Linked DNA regions of Mus musculus: all the other regions are linked to region 1. The links are chromatin contacts, found by Hi-C in ENCODE. All regions are on one chromosome and are shown on one strand. The core of a region is the stretch at or near the end of the contact, and the rest is flanking DNA. Distances in the headings are between cores, read along the strand shown.

Region 1 (2,986 bases), core at 254-2,753:
AAACACAAGAATGAGGAGAAGTCAAATCATGAAATTGTTAGAAACCAGGGCAAAGGTGCTTGGATTTCAACTTAAAACCAAGAGTAGGAACTAGAGATTTGGGGGGGAAGTGGAAGTTACTGGTGACTTTCACTACAGCTGTAGGGAAAAAAAGGAAAAGGAAAACAAAATAAAGACAGGGGGCTGGGGAGATGGCTCAGCGGTTAAGAGCACTGACTGCTGTTCCAGAGGTCCTGAGTTCAAATCCCAGCAACCACATGGTGGCTCACAATCATCTGTGATGGGATATGATGCTCTCTTCTGGTGTGTCTGAAGAGAGCTATAATGTACTCAATCCACTAAATAAGTAGATTTTAAATAAGAAAAAGAAAGAAAGAAAATAAAGAAGACACTAAGCTTGAATGGCGTTTGTCTGGGACAGAATGAGAACTGTCAATAGAAGCAAAATACACTGTTAGGGGCCCGTGCAAAGGCATGTGACTCTCAACGTCATCTCAACGAGAACATTTGGAGAACTTTAAGCAGAGTATAATACGACCAAAAATTACATTTGAAAAGAATTACTCTGGTGACTTACAAGGAAATATGTAGACTTGGTTTTTGTTTTTTTTTTTTAATTACAGAAAATGCTTAATAGTCTACAAGTGTAATCATAGCACTAGGAAGGTGAAGGCAGTACTGAGCGTCCAAAGACAAAATGGACTAGGCTGCATACTGAATTCAAGGCCAGCTTAAGCTCCAAAAGACCCGGGCTCCAAAAGACCCTGGCCGTGCTTCCCAGTTCTCTGTAGGGCAAAGGCCAATTGTTTTCATTTAATTGTTCATCAAGCGCTACTATATATGCAACATTCAGCTGTAGGCCCCGTGGAAACTACAAAATGAAATTCTGTCCACAGGAAGCAGCAGATGGCACAAGACACGCCAAGATAAGAACGTTCAGGCGAAGAATCCAAAGTTGCCGGTCCTTTCCATTCGTAAAGAGGATATGGAAGGGCCCACAGAGGAAGTGGCTCGTTTTAAAGTACGAGTAGAATTTGAAGATGTGCAACTGTGGGTTAGGGTTAGAACTAATCTCCGGCCGAAGCACTAGTTGGCAACCCCGAGCCGGAAGGCATGGGGTGGGTTCTGGGAGCACATTAGAGTTCCTGTCTGGCCGAAGTAAGGAAACAAGAATTAAGTCAGACTGACGTATAACAAGGGCGATGTCCACGGGCCAAAGTCTAGGCTCATAATACAGTCCTGGAAGTGGCCTGTGCCCTGGGCAGCCAACACTGCTCCCGGGGCCCGCGCCCCTTTCACTCTTGCCCGCCGGAGCTGCCCTGGCTCGTGCCCCTTCCCTGAGGCGTTCTTCCCCTTCCGGGCTGAGGCTACGGCTATCTTCCCGCTCCTCACCCACTCTCCAAACTCGTGGGAGCCGCCTCCACCGCCAAGACTCACCACCCCGCGCCTGAACCGCCTAACGCGGCCTCAACGTCGCCGAACAGTCGCCATCTTTCGCGTTTCCAGATCACGGAGGAGCACCCAGGCCGCGCGGCAAGCCGGGAAAGGGAGTTCCTGGGCCTGCACCACGCGAGCTGACGAATAGGCCCTGAAAACTACCAATCCCAGAATGCACGGCGCGAGGGCCGGCCAGGCCGTAAGGTCTTCTGGGTAATGTGGTTTGCCAAAGGTTCGGTGTTTGTAGGAGAAAGAATTTTCCAAGTGTTGTCTTTCTACTTACAAGGTTCTTCCGCAGCAGTCTTTCTGGAATCTTCTAGTAGGTATTGCAGTTGATTTCAGTCAAAGCTGGCAGCTTTCAGCGAGAAAGTTTATACGGTAACAAATAATTTGCTTTTTTTTTTTTTTTTAAAGATTTATTTATTCATTATATGTAAGTACACTGTAGCTGTCTTCAGACACACCAGGGAGTCAGATCTCATTACGGATGGTTGTGAGCCACCATGTGGTTGCTGGGATTTGAACTCTGGACCTTTGGAAGAGCAGTCGGGTGCTCTTACCCACTGAGCCATCTCGCCAGCCCCCCCCCTTTTTTTTTGAAAAGTGTTTTTTATAAAAATTGTGAGAGAGATTATTGCCTCCGTGGATGAATGGAAGATAATGAACTAAAGATTAGTTCACTGGAGTAGCTTAGTACTTCACAATGAAGGTAGTACAGTTTTCACAGTAGAACTACTCCAGTCACAGGAGTAACCTTGGGGCCCCGGCAGGATGAATGCCTGAACAACCCCAGGGTACCCACTGTCCCCCTACTCCCAATAAATAATAAACTAACATTTCAGAGGTTTCCCTGGAAGGACTTCCCCCTCAAGTATCTTACTATTTATTCAACATTCCTCATGGGACCTTGCTTCCTCGTTTCCCTGGTCTTCAGGAACTGCCCACTTGGGCTACTTGTTATTGTTGATGTCTTCCTTCAGGTTCTCCATACATCAGTCCACCGAATTTTTCTTCTAGTCGTAGACCCACTTCCTTTCTCTTGGGTTCAAACAGTACCGTCAGCACCCGCTGAAACAGAATACAACATTGTGCGAGGTAGGATGGTTGAGATTAACCAGGGTACCCACTGCCTCCTTTTACATTTTCCATCCTCGGGTTTGCTTTAATCCCACATAGTTGTTGGTCTTTCTACTTTAAATTTATTCTATTTTTATCTGCATTGGTGTTTTACCTACATGCATGTCTGTGTGAGGGTGTCAGATCCCCTGGAGCTGAAGTTATAGACAGTTGTGAACTGCCCTATGGATGCCGGGAATATGAACCTGGGTCCTCTGGAAGAAAAACCAGTGCTCTTATCCACGGAGTCATCTATCTCTCTAGCCCCAGGTCTGGTTTTTCACTCTGGGTATTTTTTCAGTTCTCAAACAGGGTCTCAGAATACACCCTAACTAAAAAACTCAGCTACGCTGACAGTGGCTCAATGTCCTATAAGGAGACTTTTGGAGAGCTCTTGTAGCCTCTGATATTGCAAATTCTAGTGCAGGGAGGA
Region 2 (2,986 bases), core at 148-2,647, about 95 Mb before region 1:
CAGGGCTGTGGCTGTAGATCAGTGAAAGAGCCCTTGGCTGGCATGTATGATGTCCTAGCTTTAATTCCCAGGGCCAAACCCAAAGCCACTGAAACCAAAGTTGATTAAGGAGAGAGGGTTGTGTGGGCCCACCCTCACAGGTTCCTATTCACTTCTCATCTCAGAGAATCTTTGTTACGGTGTGAATTTGTGGGCATGGGCATTCAGAAGAGAATGATAGGTCTCCTGTCCCCTCTTTACTGGGGACAGTTTGGTACATGTTCTTTGTAGGCTTAACACTGTCAGAGCTTCAGCTTGATCTGACTTTTTTTTAAAGCAGATTAGAAATTTCATCTTGGAGGTGGAGAAATGGCTCAGTGGTTAAGAGCACTGTCTGCTTTTCCAGAGGTCCTGAATTCAATTCCCAGGAACCACATGGTGGCTCACAACCATCTGTAATGGGATCTGATGCCCTCTTCTGGTGTGTCTGAAGACAGCTACAGTGTACTCTTATAAATAAAACAAACAAATAAAAAAAATTCATCCTAAATTTCATAGCTCAATCTCAACTTGAAACTCCATATGAAGAACAAAGATTTGATGTAAATTCTTAGCCAAAAAAGAGAAAGTGTGAAAAGAATGGGTTTTTGTAAAACAAGATTTTTGACTTTCAAAAAATGCCAGAGAACACCTGATAGCAAGGGGCTGTACACGTGGCTCAAAAGTAGAGCATTTGCTTAGATAGCATTTTTGAGGTCCTGGGCTTGATTTCAGCATGAAAAAAAAACAAAACAAACAAACAAAAAAACAAAAACAAAAACAAAAAAAACCTGGAGCCAAAATAAAAATTCTCTAAGAGTTCAAGGCTCTGACACGTGTTCTCTAAATAGTAGAAAGAATTATTATTCCACTTGGAAGAAAGAACGGTTAACTGGCTTTCTCTGCACATTCAGTTCTTCCAAGTAAAAGGCCCGGCTGAACAAGGGCCTTCCCTGGAAATGAGGGTAGACTTAAAGGGTGTTGGCTTCCTCTGCAGAGCAGAACAGAGATGGTGCTCCTAAGGTTTTCTAAAGGGCAAGTAAGACGAAGGGACTCGATCCATCACGCATGGCGGCTTATACCTGTGATGTGGGAAGATGATAATAAATTCAAGGGCAGTCTGTCCGTTCTTTTTTAGAAAGGGTGAAAAGGATCAGGAAGCTGTGCAGTGGACAGGCTGTTCCCAGTCCCCTTTGTTTCCAGAGGCTTCTGTGTTTCTGCTATAAAATGGTGCCTTTCAAGTGTATGCTGTAAACAGTGCCCCGCTGGGAGAAGGGGATCCCACGAGGCTGCAGTCAACAAATCTGTATGCCCAGCTGGTCTCTGAGGACCTGGGGGACATGATAAGTGACAGCACATAGGTCAAGGGTCAGTCAGTGAACTTCCTAGTGTTGTTCCTGGCAGCAGCACATTAAAGAGATCTAGGAACTCAGGAGACAGTTTCAAAGCCCAGCAGCAGTTTTTCTTCCTGTCTTCCTTGCCATTTACTGGAGTCAGCAGGTTGATGCCTTAAACTTTGCTGACTGTTTGTCCAGATTGTGGAAATGATACTATTTAAAACAGGCATTTTTAGTTTTATGTTTGAGAAGTTCTTTTTTTAACTAAAACTTGCATTTATTTTGTTTTTCCTCCTCATATTTATCAGTTTTTTGAAACCTCCTCATAACATTTTTTATCACATTCACCCCTTCCCAGACTCCTCCTAGATCCACCCCCTTTCCTAGCCACCCATCTTTGTGTCCTTTTTTATTTCAATAAAAGAAAGTTATCGGTGGTTTAAAGTATATAAGTTTTATTAATGGGAAATTTGGATGGAAGAAAGCATTTGGACTATTCGCTGAAACACAGCGTCCTTTTGGGTTCTCTAATGAATTAACTCGTTTAGCTACTGAAAGTTGAGGAAGAGCCAAAGGAGGCTTGGCTGGACCTGCTAGAAAGGGAGGAAGGCAAGAAGCCACTGCCCCCAGGGCACAGGCAGGTGAGAGAAAAGCAAGACAGGCACAACAGGAGGAGGGGCAGGAGCTAGGCTCTTCCTGCCTGCACCACCTTCACTAAATTATCCCTCCATTACACCAGTGAACAGGTCTCCTTCCTGGCTGCAGGAGTCTCCAACCTCCACCAACAGTTATGTTCAACACAACTAAGTAACCAGTACCTTGGGAGTCTGCCCATGACTAGCTTATTTTAGCCATATTTAAGCACAGCACAGTCTGGTGAAGACTTATTCTGATGATAATGAACTCAATCTTGTATGCATGTTAAAACACTTATAAATCTGTTTGAGAGACAGTAAGCTAAATAAAGACTCTTTGCAAAGTAAGTGTAACGCTTTCTGTCTAGATAGGTTCTGAAGACTGGCTGAGAAGAGCAAGGGTTTGTGGGAGGGTCTGGTGTGGTTTCTGGCCACACAGACAGCACAAAGGACACCAGGCTAGAATGCACATCCATCCATCCTCTCGCAGCCTTCTGGATGGAAAACAGGTACAGCATTCCTTCCCTTGATGGAATTACCCTGTAAGCTAACAAACATTCCAGGTTCCCCTAGTACTTATTGATAGGTTATTTCTCCGCAGCCAGTGAAATTAGCCAAATTAGATTAGATTAGGTTAAAGGCAAGTTTATTGGGAAGCTGCTCTTGGGTGGGTAGGTTCACTTGCCTCAAAGATTGAGGCCAGTGGAGTTGCCATGGGGAAAGGGGAGGGGAGGGGAGGGGAGGGGAGAGAAAAAGGGAACAGTCACAGAGACAAGGAGGAGAAAGGGAGAGGAAGAAGAGAGAGAGAGAGATTGAGAGAGAGAGAGAGAGAGTCTGGATTATACAGAGAAGAGCCTCTGTGGGGAAGGGCAGCCCAGCCCCTGGACTGGAAAATTCAGGGTTGGCAGGGTTGGGGGCAGGTATGCCAGGTAGGGACTGAGGGATCCTGAGAGAACCAGGTCTGCTTTGGTATGTAAAATGTGCACCCAATTCTCT
Region 3 (2,986 bases), core at 228-2,727, about 95 Mb before region 1:
TGAAGAAAGGAGCGATTAAACCACCATGACTCTGGAATGGCAGAGGAGCTGAGCTGTAATTCTCTGGCTCAGAACCAGGCTCTAAAAAGCAGCCATGGGAAAAGCGGCTGAAGTGGAGCCCGTGACTCTCTCTCCCTCCACGTCTGACTTGTATAATATTGACATTATAACACCAGAAAAACCCAAAAATATTACAAACAATTATGATTTCTTTTCTATAAATATTTTTGGGATTGCTTTAAGAAATCAAATAGTGCATTCTATTCGTTCCCCTTTCCAAGTTGCTCCTAACACAGTCAGCAGCTCACTACTGGGCATTTATTTTTGGTCACAAGGTCAGCGGGACATCTTAAGGTGTTAAGTCGCCTGTTAAATTGTGTTTTCCAACATGAGTTGGGTGTTGAGTAAGGGAGTAGGCTACACTTAAAGCAGCAACAGAATCCAGAGGCACAGCATGGCAAAAACATATTGTTTCTATTCTATCCTCTAATGAAACCAGGAAAGAAAACTGCCTCGTGCTCAAGACAGTCTTCAAAAACGTCCGCCAGCCCTTTGTAAGGACACTTTTTTTTTTCTAGACAGACACCCCCACACCCATTTGCATTATTCTTTGTTGTTTCTGCTATGACATGTGAATCTGAAAATATTGAGACAACCGGGAGAGTATAAAAGAAAAACATAAGGGAACATAGTCAGACAGCTAAGGTAGCTCACAATTTCTGGGTAACGTTGGTCACCTAGTTTGGGTGTCTTTTTCCTCTGGAACTCAGCCAAATGAATGATTATTCAGAGAACAGGGGCACAAATTCATTGGAAGCCTGAGATTTACATCTCAGGGAATATGATTAAGGGGACTGCATTCCAGGCTTTGGAAACAGATTCTGCTATGCTTAGTTACAGATGAGCTGAGCGATTAGTAGGCTAATGATGCTTTGGTGTGATTTTAATATCTCTCCCGGAGACCCGGCTTGTCTTCATCATAAATGTCCCCCTGTGCATTACGTAACATCAATTTCCAATAGGAAAATGTCAGTTGCCAAAGCCTACGACTCTTGCCCCACTTACACATCCCCAGAATGGCTCTCTCCTGGGTTATGAATTTAAAGCTAAGACAGGTTTCCTGTTTGCTGTTAACCTAAAACTTAGACGATTTTGTTCAGATTTAACACAGGACTGCTTTGTTTCTTTATACCACACAAGGAGAAAAGGAATGTAGAACTCACCCTCACTTCCAGAAAATGTGCTGCTGGTGACTGCCAGTGCCAAGGTTAAGAAGACCTGACAAAGATCCATACCTGAGACCTGCAAGACAGAAAAGGGACAAGGTCAAGGCAAGCAGCCACAGACCACGGTCTTGATATAACATTCAAAGCCCCGTGAAGTCGTGAGTGTGTGGACAAGAACGTTGTGGAAGAAATCTTAGTAAGTCTAGCATTGCCTCAGACTTCAGAAGTGCCCCATGTGTCATGAGGATGCACAGCGTGTTGGAATTCTCTCTCCATCCCATGAGCTCTTTCCTCAGGAAACAGAATGAGCAGTGCAGACTTTCAGGTCCTTGGCTTCCAGCCACTGGGTCACCTCACAGCAAAAGACCCACAAGCTCAGCTCTAATAACAGGGCCTAGTGTATTTTCTTTTAGTTTCATCTGGAGATAGAAAAAAATTGCTCAGCACAGGGCTTTGAATAAGACAAAAAATAAAATATAAAATAAAATAAAAATCTTCTATAATACTATACTAACATTTCTTACACCTCTTTCCCAAGGACCAAAGGAGCTTAATTTATGTTTTACAAACACTGTACTGATCCCAGGGAGGTGTAACAAGAGGGAAGCTGAGAGGTGAGAAATACCTTTCAAACATTAAGGGAACCCTGGGAATGACTGTGTGCTCTGAAACACCCAAGCATATGTTCACCAAGAGCCACCAGTCTCCATTTTTCTAGTGATTTAGAAGCCCAAGAGTGGCTGCACCTTCAGTCTTTCGGTCTAATGAATGAGGGACTTGATCAATGGGCTCTGTAAGCACATGCCTTTATCTGAAGGAAATACACTTCTTTGGGAAAATAACCTATGGTGACTATGTCCACACTTCTCTAGAGACAAGGCAGGATGGGTGGTAAAGAAACTCAGTACTCAACTCTTTGGGGAAGGATTGTTGCATTTGACAACTATTGCCAACCACTTTGATGCTTAGTCCCAGTATTTCCATAATACTGCCCTATTTACAAGTCACCTTATCAACACTCCACCAATTCTTCAATGGCCTCCATGGACTGATTTCTTTTCTCTTCTCTTCTCTTCTTTTCTTTTCTTTTCTTTTCTTTTCTTTTCTTTTCTTTTCTTTTCTTTTCTTTTCTTTTCTTCTCTTCTCTTCTCTTCTCTTCTCTTCTCTTCTCTTCTCTTCTCTTCTTCTTTTCTAACATTTGCAAACTTGACAATACTGATAAAACTCTTCCTGTTATCCCTAATCATAGTGAACTGCTGAGCAAGAATGTTTGCTTTCATGGCTCTACAGGTGTGGCTCTGGTAGCAGCCATGGAATCCTGAAGAGCTATAAAATGTCAAATGTTCTACATGTTCCTTTGCAGACAGAGGACAACATTTCAATTCCCTGATCTCCAAGTAGTTTTACTTTAGAAAACACATCTCTATGCAAACCCAGTATTTTCTTGTGTCTGAATATATTTGCATGCTTCACACCCTCCCTCCCAAACACTCACCCTTGGAATTTTTGGTAGGATCAAATGTGAAAATTAACTGGGAGGTTTTCAGGAAGTGGGATGTTACTGCAACCCACCATCACATTTTGATATTTAACTGGAAGGTTATGGGCTGACAGCTTTGCCTCATTTACTTCACAAATATAAATCACTAGCCCTCTGTCCTTACCTCTAGGAATACAGACAATGTAGTATTATTTTGGAGCCTCTAGCAAAATGCATCAATACATAGACTGAAATACAATAGACTGAAAATGCTATAGTG
Region 4 (2,986 bases), core at 250-2,749, about 95 Mb before region 1:
GACATGGTTTTCTCAATTTGTTTCATAGTAAATCCGATAGATTGTACTTTTTAAAAATAAATAAGGCATTTAGACATTACTGGGTCTAAAAGAGCAGAGCTACTAAACTCAGTCTCTTTTCAGTCCCGATTCCTTGGAGCTAAACACATATTTCACTACAGTTGACACCCTGCAAGCTCCCTCCAGTGTAGACTTGGGGCTAAGAACTAGTATTCTATGCAGAGCCTAGTGCATCTTAGATGTAAAAAAAACAGCTGTGGTAGTTCTTAAACACAAAGAATTGAGTCTTTGAGAAGTACCCATTATTGAAGATGAAGTCAAATAATGGAATACTTCCCACACTGACTCCCAGTGCTTTATAATTGTTTCAACGCAAATAATTCTAAAATATAACCCACACATCTCTGTCTTTTATAACACATGCTACTGAGCTTCATCTTCTCTTAGTGGCTTTAAAAATGTCATTGTAAAGGATGTTGTGGTGGTTTGAATAGGAATGGCCCCCACGGACTCATCTATTTGAATGCTTGGCCCATAGGGAGTGGCACTATTAGGAGGCATGGCCTTCTTGGAGTAGTGTGGCCTTGCTGCAGGACATGTGCACTGTAGGGGTAGCCTTTGAGGTTTTATATGTTCAAGGTAGGCCTAGTGGGGCACACAGTCTACATCTGCTGCCTTTACATCAGGATGTAGAACTCTTAGCACCTTTCCGGCACCGTGTCTGCCTGTACACTGCCATGTTTCCTGCCATGATGATAATGGACTAAACCTCTGAATCTGTATGCCAGTCCTAATTAAATGCTTCCCTTTATAAGAGTTGCTATGGTTACAGTATCTCTTCCCAGCAATAAATCCCTAACTAAGACAAGTGTTAGCCATTCCCCTATGCCAGGAGCAGGGTTCATGTACAGCATTTATTTTTGCTAAGGTTTTTGTTGCCTTAGCAGGTCAGGGGTAACTGATATTCTTGCTGTTTCTAGCTCCTTACCTTCCCAAAGTGACCACGGGGTGAATTACAACAAATTCCCAGGAGTAAAAAAACCTCAAAACCTACTTTCTCTCATATATTCTATATGCTTAGAATTGTTTAGCAAAACTTGACTCTCAGAGATAAACCAAAGAGTGAAAATTAGCCTTTCACATTATTTTGCAATTGTGTAACATTTGCTGAGTGTTAGAACTGTACGCTGCACATACTCTGAATGGTTTTCTCTTGTGTGACTGTTTGATTTCATCCTCATAAGAACACGACAAGGTAGGTTCAAGTGTGCAATTATCTGGATACAAACAGATGTGAGGCAGAGAATTCAGAGAGTTCTGATTTAAAGCCAGTTGACTTTACCCCCAGAACTTTGCTTGAACCACTACAACAGAGGCAGGAACATGTTAGGCTGCAGGCTGTGGGCTGCGTTATCCACAGCTAGGTTTTGTTTGGCTCAAGAGCCAGCAGTTCTTTGTGGGGCGGGGCATTTGCACCTGGGCAGCTTGCATGGTCTCTGCTAGAAGGGAGCACAGTGCTGCCTTTCCTTTCACTTGCTCAGCTCTGGAGTTTGCATGAAGACAGGGACGTTCTCTTCTAATTTGGACAAGGTTGGGGGGCAGATGAGCTAGTGACATGCATGGTTGCTAACAGTAATGAAACAAATTTCATGGCTTATTCACACGAAATTACAAATGTCTGGCTTCCATGAAAGGGGCACAAAAGGATGAATTAAGACCAAGGCTCCAGGTAATGCGGTTTCTGGTTTCTCTAGGAGGGGCTCAATCCACACATTCCTGGGAAATGCCAGGCAAGCTGTTTTTTGTTTTGTTTTGTTTTGTCTTGTTTTCCCCAAGCTGTGACCTCTGTATAGCACATTCTGGTATTTCCTTTTAAAACCCACTCTTCTCTCCTTCTTATAAATAGTCCACTCATGATGCCACAACTCAGTTCCTCCCTTATGCAAATGAACAGAAAATGTGTAACTTCCCTGAGCTGACTGACTCCCTCAGGTGACCAACAGGGTGGATTCTGTTTTCCTGTGCAAGCTGTTTTGTAGGACACACTGTTCTCTTGTTCCATGCCTGGCAGAGAAAAGAAGAAGGAAAAGGAGAAGGAGAAGGAGAAGGAGAAGGAGAAGGAGAAGGAGAAGGAGAAGGAGAAGGAGAAGGAGAAGGAGAAGAAGGAGAAGGAGAAGGAGAAGGAGAAGGAGAAGGAGAAAAAAAAAAACCACACACATAACTTTGCTCTTGGTGTCTACTGTCTGATAGCTGCTTTGCTTAGAGCACTTCCCTATCTACAGGAAAACTGTGTGCATAGCCATTTGCATGTTAAAGGCATCTGTGTTTGTTGTTGTTGCTTTTGATGGCAAAACAACCATTGCTCAGGCTTGTAGCTTGTGGGCCACTGGCAGAGAAAAGATTTTACTGAGTGAAAGGCCCTCATCTGGTGAGTGCCAGACACTTTCCTTCCCAGCTTGAGCTTCAGCACATGGCCCTTTGTCTCTGCCAAGCCAGTGGGATCCAGTCATTCCACATAGCCTGCCTGTGTCCTAACCACAGGGACGGCTGCCCTGGCCTGCAGAGACACCTGATACACAGTGAGGACACTGACAGCATCATCGCCTGGCCTCAAATCTGGCTAAGGATACACTTAGCCATTGCATTCCTCTCTGGAGCTTCCTTTATTTGACTTAGAGACGGAGGGAAATCGTTTCACCTTTTGGATCTCTGCTTCATGCCCAAGATGCAAATGAGAGCATTGGAACCTCTATTCTATCAAGTTCTTCTGAAGACTTTCAGTGTTTGGACCAGAATTTTGACCTTTGGTTTTTTAAAATAGACTTCTTTAGTGATAATTTTTTCCTACTTTTGTGTCTACAGAAAACATTTACACACACACACACACACACACACACACACACACATGACCAGCTTACTTCAAGAAATTTTCATGTCTCCTTAGAAAAAAGGAAATCCTAAGAGTTGATGAAGTATGTATGCATCA
Region 5 (2,986 bases), core at 363-2,862, about 95 Mb before region 1:
TGGTGGTGGCATATCTATCATTCTGGAAAAGTCCATAAAAATACATTCTTTCTACTAGAAATATTTAAAGTAAACTGAGAAGGTTCCTATAATCTTCAGAGAAGGTCCTTCTTATAAGTCTATGCAGGACAATATCATACTGTTAAGAATGAGAACTATATGGCCATAAATACAGAGCACTCTTAAGTGGAATGATGGTTAGCACTCTATTATCTAGTTTGAATAAAATTGAAACTAACGATACTGACAACTCAAGAAAAACATATGACTGTTAAGCTAAGGGACCAATTTCCGATGTCTATTGATTTTGATGTATGAAAAAGGGCCAAGTATAATTCAAATACATATAATCTGGTGTTAAGTAAGCCCTGTTAGTAATTCTCCAGTAAGATTAACGTCAATGTTGCCTAGTAGATTGTAAAGCAGATAGCTACAGTTATGATTTTAGTAAATTTTCAGATGTATAAACAAAGCCTCCAAACAAGGCCATGGAACACTGAACCTCCTTTCCAGGCCTCCTTTCACAATGGATCATAGAATTCTTTCATAAGAAAATATGAATTACTGTTAGGCTCAGTAATAAGTAAGTAAGACTACCTGAGCTCTGGCTGACACATGACCCAGGGAGGTAACAGTGACTACAAATTCTATGTTCCGCTTGCCACAAACCAAAAGATAAAAAGCCTCAGTGTGGTCATATGTGCTTCATTTAATTATAGAACTGATTCCGTAAATACACCAACTAGTCAATCACCTGGGAGAAATGTTTCATTTCGGTCATCGTATGACTCTAATCACAAGAATTTTAAAGCTCATGGATGGTAAAGGCTCAACATTCAAAAAACAAAAAAAGATTACTGTCGAACCAATTGGCAACTGAGAATTTATAAAAAGCAAACCGAGTCTGATGTCAAAAGAATGACGTATTTCCTAACCTATTTTCCCTTCTAAGAAAATACCTAAGGACTAAAATGGGGCGGGGGGGGGAGCATTAAAATTACACCATAACTGTGTACAATATGTATTTACAGCTGAATTTTGAATTGAAAACAAAGTGGAAATTTACAAGGCAGTAATGAAAAAGTGAACTGTCATGCATGTCTCTCTGAATGCAAAAAAAAAAAAAAAAAAAAAAAAAAAAAAAACAACAAAAAAACATACTGTTCATTTTCTGGGCAGTATGAACATTCCGGAGAAAGTCCGTGTGTACTTTTATTTAAAGTCTACCCTTCTCGCAGATTCGACACCACACATCTGGTCGGATGTAAACAAAAAGGATTTCAAGGAACGTAGAAAACGCTGCATGGGTAACAGGACATCTGAGGAGAGGGCAGATGACTGCCCAATGGGGACCAAGCTCAGCAGTGCCAGCACCAGGGACCCCGCCTCGGACCGAAGGCCGCGCCTTCTGGCCACCGAGCGCAGCGGTCCCCTCGCATCTCACCACCGTCCGCCCACTTCCCTCTGCGGCGCTCCCTCACCGTCTTCCCCCGCGGCTTCGCTAAGGTGCTGTATGTGAGCCTGAGCCAGGTCCCCGAGCTCTTCCACCCGCCTCACCACACCGGACACCGCGGCCGCCATGGCCAGCTCGGGCGCGCCCGCCCTGTCCACGTGACCACGTGAGCCCCAGATCACCTGACGGCCTGGCTGGCGGAGTGGGGGCGGAGCCCGCCCAGCCGGTGGGCGGAGACATAGGCTCCGGGCTACGACCGCCCCGGCCCGCAAAGGTCGTTCCGGGTATTTAGTTCCTCCCAGTGGCCCTCTCCCTCCCACAATCCCGTGCTGCGAGGGGCCAGTCGATGATGTAAGGGCACACCTCTCTCCCGCCTTCTAATTTCAACCAATCGGAAGCCGACCATGCCCCGAGCTGAGCCAATAGGACATCGACTCTCTCCGCGGGTGCAGGGAGATTGCAGCCGCAGCAGCTGGCTGGAAGAGGGCGGTTTGGAAGGTCTGGAAAGAGGATTTGCAGCGGTTGGCGCTGTAGTGAAGGAGGTGGACTAAAATAAAACTTGATTGTAATGGTGGGGGCGGGGGGTGGTGGGGGAAGGTCAGAAACGGAAGTCTGCGGACGGGTGAGATTCATCCAAGCTGCGAGACCTAGTGTGAGGGCAGACAACTTGGCAGTCCTCAGCCTGCTAGCTGGCATAACGCTTTCCCCGAATCTTCACCCTGGAGCTTGTTTTTACTCCGGATTGATCTTGGCTAGCTCACACTTAAAGTACCTTAAATGTCTTGCGACCTAAACGTGGCAGCGACCTCACTGTCTTAGTTCACCTTGAGACCTTCCTGACAAGTGTTAAGTGTTCTTCCGGGTCTTAATCAGCACTCAAGTGGTCAAATTGCTTTGCATTCCATGAATGCTAATTCTTGCCTATGGCCACGGAAATCTAATGCTGTTTTGGCTTTTTGTTTGTTCGTTTGTTTCCCCCGGTTTGGCACAATATATTTTGAATAACTCTACCCTTCATCTTAATTTTAAGGTTTTTGTTGTAGCCTGGTAGAAAATATTTAAACTATGAAAATAGTAATGTGATCGTTTAAGAGTGACTAACCACAGTCACTTTTCTGCAAGTGGCCATGATGACCAGTTTTTTTCTCCTGTCATTTTACTCTAAATGCACAGAGCAAAAAACACGTGCTCTGTGTCTTCGGTACTTGTGTAATGCCCTTACGTACTTGGGAAAATGGTTTTTAATAGAAAACAATAATCAACAACAAATCCTTATGATACTTTATAATGAAGAATCTGAAGGCCAGAAAAATTGCATTCTATAATCAAGGTGAACTACAGAATTCAAACTCTTATGCTAGAGTGTTGACTTACTCTGTAATCCCAGAACTTGAGAAGCTAAGGCTGGAGGGGATGCTGGCAGTTCTAGAGCAGCCAGTACATACTGAGACCCAGTTTACAAACAAGCAAGCATCCCACAGAAATTAAGGACCCATATTCTAACATGCCAAACTGCACTAAATAACATTTCCA
Region 6 (2,986 bases), core at 265-2,764, about 95 Mb before region 1:
TTTCCCTTTCACGTGGCCCTGGAAGGAAAAAAGTGGAAGAACAACTGTAGTACCAGCTTTTGTTGTTCCTTCTCAAAACTGCAGCACAACAGCCGCCATGTTAGGGCTAGTCATGGGACTTCGGTTTAAACATTCGAACTCTTCACAGCTTATTAAAATGCGCCCCCAAAATATCCAGGATTACTGAGTTCACTTCTCCTATGCAATCAGATGATAGTTTAACTTGATATTTTATTTCCATGTTAAAACCGTAATCTTTACAGGAGACATTTTTGAGTTAAGGGAGTACTGAGGTAGTTGCTTTTCTGTGCAGATTTTTAAATTCCTTATTCATTTGTTTTGGCGCACATACACAGGCATGCACTCGCTGCAGTGCATGTGAGGTCGGAGGAGGACTTGGCTGGAGTTGGTTCTTCCCTGCTACCATGTGGGTCCCAGGGATCAAACTGAGGTCACTAAGCTTGGAGGCAAGTGTCTTTACCATCTCCCCAGGCCAGTAGACAGGTTTTAATTAAACAGGACTGTTCATCCTTCATTGTATCGGCATACTTTTTAAGGAAGTTAAAGAGTCATTTACTGTTGTCATGGGTTTTGCATCACTTCAAATTTAAACTGTTCTTCCAGGACTCGATGGGCTTTTAATCCAATAAAAGGATTTCCCGGGCTTCCAAGTGGTCTTTTAAACTCGGCGGTGAGTGTAGAACGTCCTGAAGAAATGGTTCAGGCCGGTTGGGTGCCAGTCAAAAGATAAGGCTTGAGCCAGGCACAATTGCACATACTCTGGGATAGGCTGCCGCAATAGAAAAAAGTTGGAGGTCAGCCTGAGCCATATATAGAGTTTCAGTGGGACCTAAGAGAGCTAGAGATCCTTCCTCAAACAAAACAGCAAAAAACAAACTCCAAAACGAAAACCTCCAAAACGATGAAGTTAACCCACCACCGAATATTAGCTAAATTTAGTGCCGAGCATTTTTGTGTTCATTGTGTCCCTTGACTGGCTTTTCTCATACAAAACTGCAACAGGAAGAGCATTACAAGGTGAGGGGAATTATACAACATGGACAAGGACGAGGAGGAGAGGAGACAGACACTTCTGTGCTTATACCTGTTCTGTAATTTCTGGAATTGTTGGGACTCCGGTTCCAGGAAAATTCTGGAACACAGAGTAGGATGATGGGGAACAACAGCCCAGTTCTAATCTTGTCCCTCTGTCGGTTAAGCAGGTCATGTCTCATGAGGGTCAGTCAGCACGCTGCTGGGTTTCAGAGGAAACTAAGGGCAAAACCAGACTTGAAGAGAGTTGTGGGTGTTGGGGTTGAGAAATGTTGGAAAGGTGAGCTGTCTAGATCTGGAAGGAGATCTTTATCAGTGACCCTTTGTACCTGTACTCATTCCAGAGGGCGATTTGGAAAAGTAACACGTTCAGTAAGAGACCCTCCAGGCCCTTGGCAACCCGAAACCCTGGTTGATGCCAAGCCTTGCGCGAGGGGAAGGCAGGCTCTAGCGCCCCCTCCAGCCTGAGTGCAGCGCCCGCCGCTGCGGGTGTGCCCGCAGATGAGCTGGAGCCCAGCACCTCCGGCCCCGGCACAACCCGCGGGGCTCGTCCTAGCTGTGCAGCCTTTCCATTCCTAGCCGTGAGCCCCTCCCTGTCTCGCTTCTTGACAAGCCAGCAGGCAGCAAGGGGCGGCACCGCTCTGAGGTCCCGAGGACGTCACTGACGCGCGGTCGAGCCTCCAGCCCGCCCTACCGCTCGCCTTGCCTTCTCTCTTCTTAGCCGGTGACGCCGCCGCGGCCCCGGGCAACCAGCACTCGCACGCACTCCCGCGCGCGCCACCGTCTCCCGCACCCGGGGCCGAAGATGGCGGCTCTCAAACTCCTGTCCTCTGGGCTTCGGCTCGGCGCCTCAGCCCGCAGCTCGCGGGGCGCCCTGCATAAGGTAAATTGAAGGTGCAGGGGGGCAAGAGGAAGGCCACGCGCGGACGAGCTGCGAGCGGCGCGCGCGTTCTTTGCCCTGCCCATCTCCACCGCCTCTGGTCGGGGATCTGGCATCTGCAGCGCCGTGCCCGGGGGTTGGGGGTGGGGGCTTGGAGACGCTCGGGTTTCAGGGTAGCCCCGCCGCCGCTTGTCTGTCTGTCTGTCTGTCTGTCTGTCTTTGCTTCTCCATCCACTTCCCCGCTGTGCTTGCAGCGGTGGAGAAGCGGTCGAGGCTCTGTGTACCAAAGCCACGCAGCAACGCCTTAGAGACAGACTGTCGGCGTCCAGGGACTCGCGTCCCCATCTCCCGCCACTCCTACAGACTCCAGGCTCCAGGCCGACGCCCTTGGGAAGGGGGTCCCCGGGGCCGTCGCCCTAGGTAAGGGCCGGTTGGAGGAGAGGAGCGGAGAAGGGCGGCGCGCTGAGGCTTGCGCCCCACCTGAGGGAGCTGCTGGCGCCGGCTGAGGCCCAGAACCCCGGGCCGGGTTAACCGCTGCTGGCTCAAGTTCACCGCCAAGTGGGCGGATGCTGTGCGCTGCGGAGGCGGACTGCCGCTCCCCATCCTCCCCTTCCCTATATGGCGGTAGAAAGGGGAACCCGGACTGGAGCTCTTGTCACGGGGCGATTTAGCCTGCCAAGCGTTTGGAAGCAGAAGGAGGGCTGGCGGCGCTCCGCTGCAGTTTGCAAACGCCTCGGTCCTTTATTTTGAATTCCTCTCCGTCCCCTCCGGGTTAGAGACTTGCAATGTTCAAAGACCGTAAAAAAACAAAAATCAAAAACAAAAACAAAAAAACCCAAACACCTTGACCCACAGAATGGTATCCTGAGTCGCCCTCCTAGCAGACTAGCTGGTGGTGGATATTTTTGCTTATACATTGTAGAGGGTCTAGCCTCTAAGCACACATTCGGGTTGGATTTGAGTATGGGACCAAGGAACTGAGTGCTGGAGGAGGGTGGGGAGGAGGGTGGATTCACCTTGGAGTGTTCAGTTTGCTCAGGAGCCTCTTCCCGA
Region 7 (2,986 bases), core at 152-2,651, about 92 Mb before region 1:
CCAGCATTGTCCAGAGAAAGGCATATAGAATCCTGTTTGTAGAAAATCTTACACAGAGATTTGAGACATAGCTCTGGAGTAAATAATACTGGTTGGACCCAGAGAAGACCCACAATCAATCCCCACAACCCACAGGGTGGCTCACAACCCTCTGTAAATCTAGTTCCAGAGGATCCAGTGACCTCTCTTGGCCTGCATAGGCACCAAGCACACCCACGGCATGAAGGGCTACATTCAGGCAAAACACCCATACAGATAAAATAACATGTGTTTTTGAGAGAAAGAAAATGTTACACTGTGAAATGCTTTTGGCTATATCTGATCTCTACTGTCAATGAGGCTGACATTATTGTATCCTATGCTACAAAGGCCATCTATATTCCATGCACTGGACGGGCAACCGCATGGGTATGCGCATGCCTGCATGTGGATGTGCATGTATGTCTGAGTTACGTGTGTGTGTGTGTGTGTGTGTGTGTGTGTGTGTGTGTGTGTGTTTGTGTGTGTGTTAGAGGACAAAGTTGACTGTCTCCCTCAGTTGTTCTCCACCTACTTTCTTTTATTACTATAATTATCTTTTTTTATGAGTACACCGTTGCTCTTCTGATACACCAGAAGAGGGCATTAGACCCCATTACAGATGGTTGTGAGCCATCATGTGGTTGCTGGGATTTGAACTCAGGACCTCTAGAAGAACAGTCGGTGCTCTTAACCGCTGAGCCATCTCTCCAGCCCCCTCCACCTACTTTTTAAGTTATGGCCTCTCACCGAACTCAATGATTTGCCTACAGTCAGCTTCATAGAGTCACCTGCCTCTGTCCCCAACCAATGGAATTACAGCATGGATGGCTTTTCATCTGGGTGCTGGGGATCCAAGTTTACATTGGTTGCTGTGCTTTCATGGGGCACTTTACCAACTGAGCCACTTCTGTAGCCTCCAGGCTGGTCTTTGAACTCATGATTCTACTGCCTGGACTCCGTGCGTGCTAGACTGACAGGACTACACTACTATGCTTGCTGCACTACTCCTCCCTTCCTTACCTATTGTCTCCATAGTGACAACTCTGTGTTTTTTTCCTTTGGAAATATTTTCATTTCCTCACAAAGTTTGACTTAAAGTTATCTTGACTCAGAGGTTGAGCTGTCCCCAGAAGATCCCCCTCTCTCACTGAACCTATTGCATGTGAACACCAGCCATGCCAAGCACTGCATCTGGATGATAAAGTGTTGGAGCTGAGATCAATACAGGAAAAGTATAAATCCCAGTATCTTCCTCTTCCTTGCTTTTCCTGCTTCCACCCTGAGCTTGGTGCTCAGAATCGCAAGAATCCTGGTAAAGACACAGGAAGGTCATCCACCCTAAACAGATGGCTGTTCGGAGCTGTTGATGAATGGTGAGGGTGCCCCCCAACCAGAGGCAAAGGACAAAGGCTTAGAAGGGGATTGGCTTGAGGCTCCTGCCCAAAGTGTCTGTCATCAATCTCTATTGTCTCGGTGATTCCAGCCAGGAATGGGGAATGTGTCTCCTTGTTGACACAAGACCCTGGTAGAACAAAGAAAGTTGATGACATAAACATATCCTTTTCCCAGCACTTGACTTGTGTGTGATTTAACCTTTAACTCTTGCTTGTTGATATAGGTGAGATGTCAAATATTTTCTCCTGGGATGTTGGCAACTGTTTAAAGTGTTTTCATCACCCCTTCACTAAGGCAAAACTAGGCTGGGGCTAACAGGGTCATTGTAATAGATCTGTTCCCCACCCTCGAGTCTCAAGCTCACTCAGCCACTTCCTCCCAACTGAAACAGGAAAGTGGTGACAAAGAACAGTCTGGTAGTCACTGTACATCTGCAATTACTCAGTCACTTCTGGCTTTTGAAGGAATGAATTTGTAGCAAGGGAGAGAGAACACTTGAGACCATGTGACCAACATGGAAGTAATCCTTTAAACTGCAGCATAAGCAAGAAGGCACACACAGCCTCTGAAGCTGCTCTCTGTTCCTGCTTGGTTTTTTAACCCTCTTCTCATTCCTTAGACTTGGGGGTAAAGAAAGCTTTTTACTGTTTCCAGATCAAACCTCTGCCTTGGAAGAACAAAACAGGCAGGTTCTGTCCACTCTGCCCTCAGGAAGTCCACCCCAACTGATTCCAAGGCTGAGCTAACCCCTCTTGTTTACCATCCGGACAAATATTTTAAATGGATATACTTTTGTTTAATGTTTAAGTCTCAGGTATAAAGTTCTTTCTAGTTTTGTATTAGTAAGACAAAGGTCCTTCTCCTGCCAAGAGGAAAGTAGAGGAGGAGGGGTGGGTAAAATTCTCAGGAGCACAAGTTTATAAATTGCTTTACTGAGTGGACATCCCTGTACCTTAGAAATCAGAATTTCTGATGAAAGAACGGACACTTAACCCTCTAGCAAATAATAATACATGTGCGATTTATAGCTAGAAAGAACAGCTTTGATAAAGTAAGCATCAATTGTTAGGTTTTTGATTTTTTTTAAGTCTGGAACTTGGACTCATATCTGGGAAAGGAAATGTCTGTTTCGTTAAAGAAAATGGGTTCTGCCAAATGCACCAAAATAACAGCAGGACGAGATGGGGTGGGATGGGCTGGAGGAAGGGCACTGTGTGACTCAGAGGAGCTTGGCGTCTATAATTAATATTTTAAGCTCATTACTTCACATTCAAAACAGAGTTATATGGTGGTCAGAGGGGGAAATACACCCAACCAAGCAGGATCTCTAAAACCATGCATATACATATAAATATTATTGCATAGCTTTAAAAAGGTACATATAAACTATATGAGTGTGTTTATATTCTTTTAAATGATGGTTGTCAAACCCAAGACACTTACAGGCCTATTTGTTTCTCTCTGTAGACACATCCATACACATACACACATACAAACACATACACACACACACACACACACACACACATACACACAAAGATGCAAACACACATGCACATAACACCAAGAG

Evidence for each region. A loop is a pair of places that touch in the nucleus more often than their neighbours do.
Region 2: a loop to region 1 is called in a map of T-helper 17 cell, with 34 times the contacts of the local background. The contact joins the enhancer-like site here to the promoter of Ddx23 in region 1. A Hi-C loop is called at or near these places in 3 of 37 maps with a recorded cell type or tissue (T-helper 1 cell, T-helper 17 cell and T-helper 2 cell).
Region 3: a map of regulatory T cell shows a loop between it and region 1 (53-fold over the local background). The contact joins the enhancer-like site here to the promoter of Ddx23 in region 1. A Hi-C loop is called at or near these places in 3 of 37 maps with a recorded cell type or tissue (T-helper 17 cell, T-helper 2 cell and regulatory T cell).
Region 4: a map of T-helper 1 cell shows a loop between it and region 1 (40-fold over the local background). The contact joins the enhancer-like site here to the promoter of Ddx23 in region 1. A Hi-C loop is called at or near these places in 3 of 37 maps with a recorded cell type or tissue (T-helper 1 cell, T-helper 17 cell and T-helper 2 cell).
Region 5: a map of T-helper 2 cell shows a loop between it and region 1 (24-fold over the local background). The contact joins the promoter of AW549877 here to the promoter of Ddx23 in region 1. A Hi-C loop is called at or near these places in 2 of 37 maps with a recorded cell type or tissue (T-helper 17 cell and T-helper 2 cell).
Region 6: a map of regulatory T cell shows a loop between it and region 1 (25-fold over the local background). The contact joins the promoter of Oxct1 here to the promoter of Ddx23 in region 1. A Hi-C loop is called at or near these places in 2 of 37 maps with a recorded cell type or tissue (T-helper 1 cell and regulatory T cell).
Region 7: a map of regulatory T cell shows a loop between it and region 1 (16-fold over the local background). The contact joins the enhancer-like site here to the promoter of Ddx23 in region 1. A Hi-C loop is called at or near these places in 2 of 37 maps with a recorded cell type or tissue (T-helper 1 cell and regulatory T cell).

Annotation. Positions count from the first base shown.
Region 1 is chr15:98,661,386-98,664,371 of GRCm38, forward strand. Ddx23 (DEAD box helicase 23) reads right to left here and starts at 1,504. Exons shown (of 17, transcript NM_001080981.1): 1 at 1,438-1,504.
Region 2 is chr15:3,231,314-3,234,299 of GRCm38, forward strand. No RefSeq gene overlaps it. Among named protein-coding and RNA genes, the nearest start is that of Gm52192, 17 kb to the left of the region's middle. Within about 2 kb of position 1,398, at least 1 of the 3 ENCODE cell types and tissues checked has a DNase peak (open chromatin) inside an H3K27ac peak, as active enhancers do.
Region 3 is chr15:3,456,707-3,459,692 of GRCm38, forward strand. It overlaps Ghr (growth hormone receptor), which reads right to left. Exons shown (of 11, transcript NM_010284.3): 2 at 1,224-1,302. The coding sequence starts at 1,293. Among named protein-coding and RNA genes, the nearest start is that of Ghr, 130 kb to the right of the region's middle. Within about 2 kb of position 1,478, at least 1 of the 3 ENCODE cell types and tissues checked has a DNase peak (open chromatin) inside an H3K27ac peak, as active enhancers do.
Region 4 is chr15:3,506,803-3,509,788 of GRCm38, forward strand. The region is part of intron 1 of Ghr (growth hormone receptor); the gene reads right to left. Among named protein-coding and RNA genes, the nearest start is that of Ghr, 75 kb to the right of the region's middle. Within about 2 kb of position 1,500, at least 1 of the 3 ENCODE cell types and tissues checked has a DNase peak (open chromatin) inside an H3K27ac peak, as active enhancers do.
Region 5 is chr15:3,994,134-3,997,119 of GRCm38, forward strand. AW549877 (expressed sequence AW549877) reads right to left here and starts at 1,613. Exons shown (of 6, transcript NM_145930.3): 1 at 1,482-1,613. The coding sequence starts at 1,581. It overlaps Gm2093 (predicted gene 2093), which reads left to right and starts at 1,906. Exons shown (of 3, transcript NR_045740.1): 1 at 1,906-1,951.
Region 6 is chr15:4,024,914-4,027,899 of GRCm38, forward strand. Oxct1 (3-oxoacid CoA transferase 1) reads left to right here and starts at 1,515. Exons shown (of 17, transcript NM_024188.6): 1 at 1,515-1,936. The coding sequence starts at 1,859. BC037032 (cDNA Sequence BC037032) reads right to left here and starts at 2,493. Exons shown (of 2, transcript NR_028266.1): 1 at 1,106-2,493.
Region 7 is chr15:6,258,635-6,261,620 of GRCm38, forward strand. No RefSeq gene overlaps it. Among named protein-coding and RNA genes, the nearest start is that of Gm16311, 50 kb to the right of the region's middle. Within about 2 kb of position 1,402, at least 1 of the 3 ENCODE cell types and tissues checked has a DNase peak (open chromatin) inside an H3K27ac peak, as active enhancers do.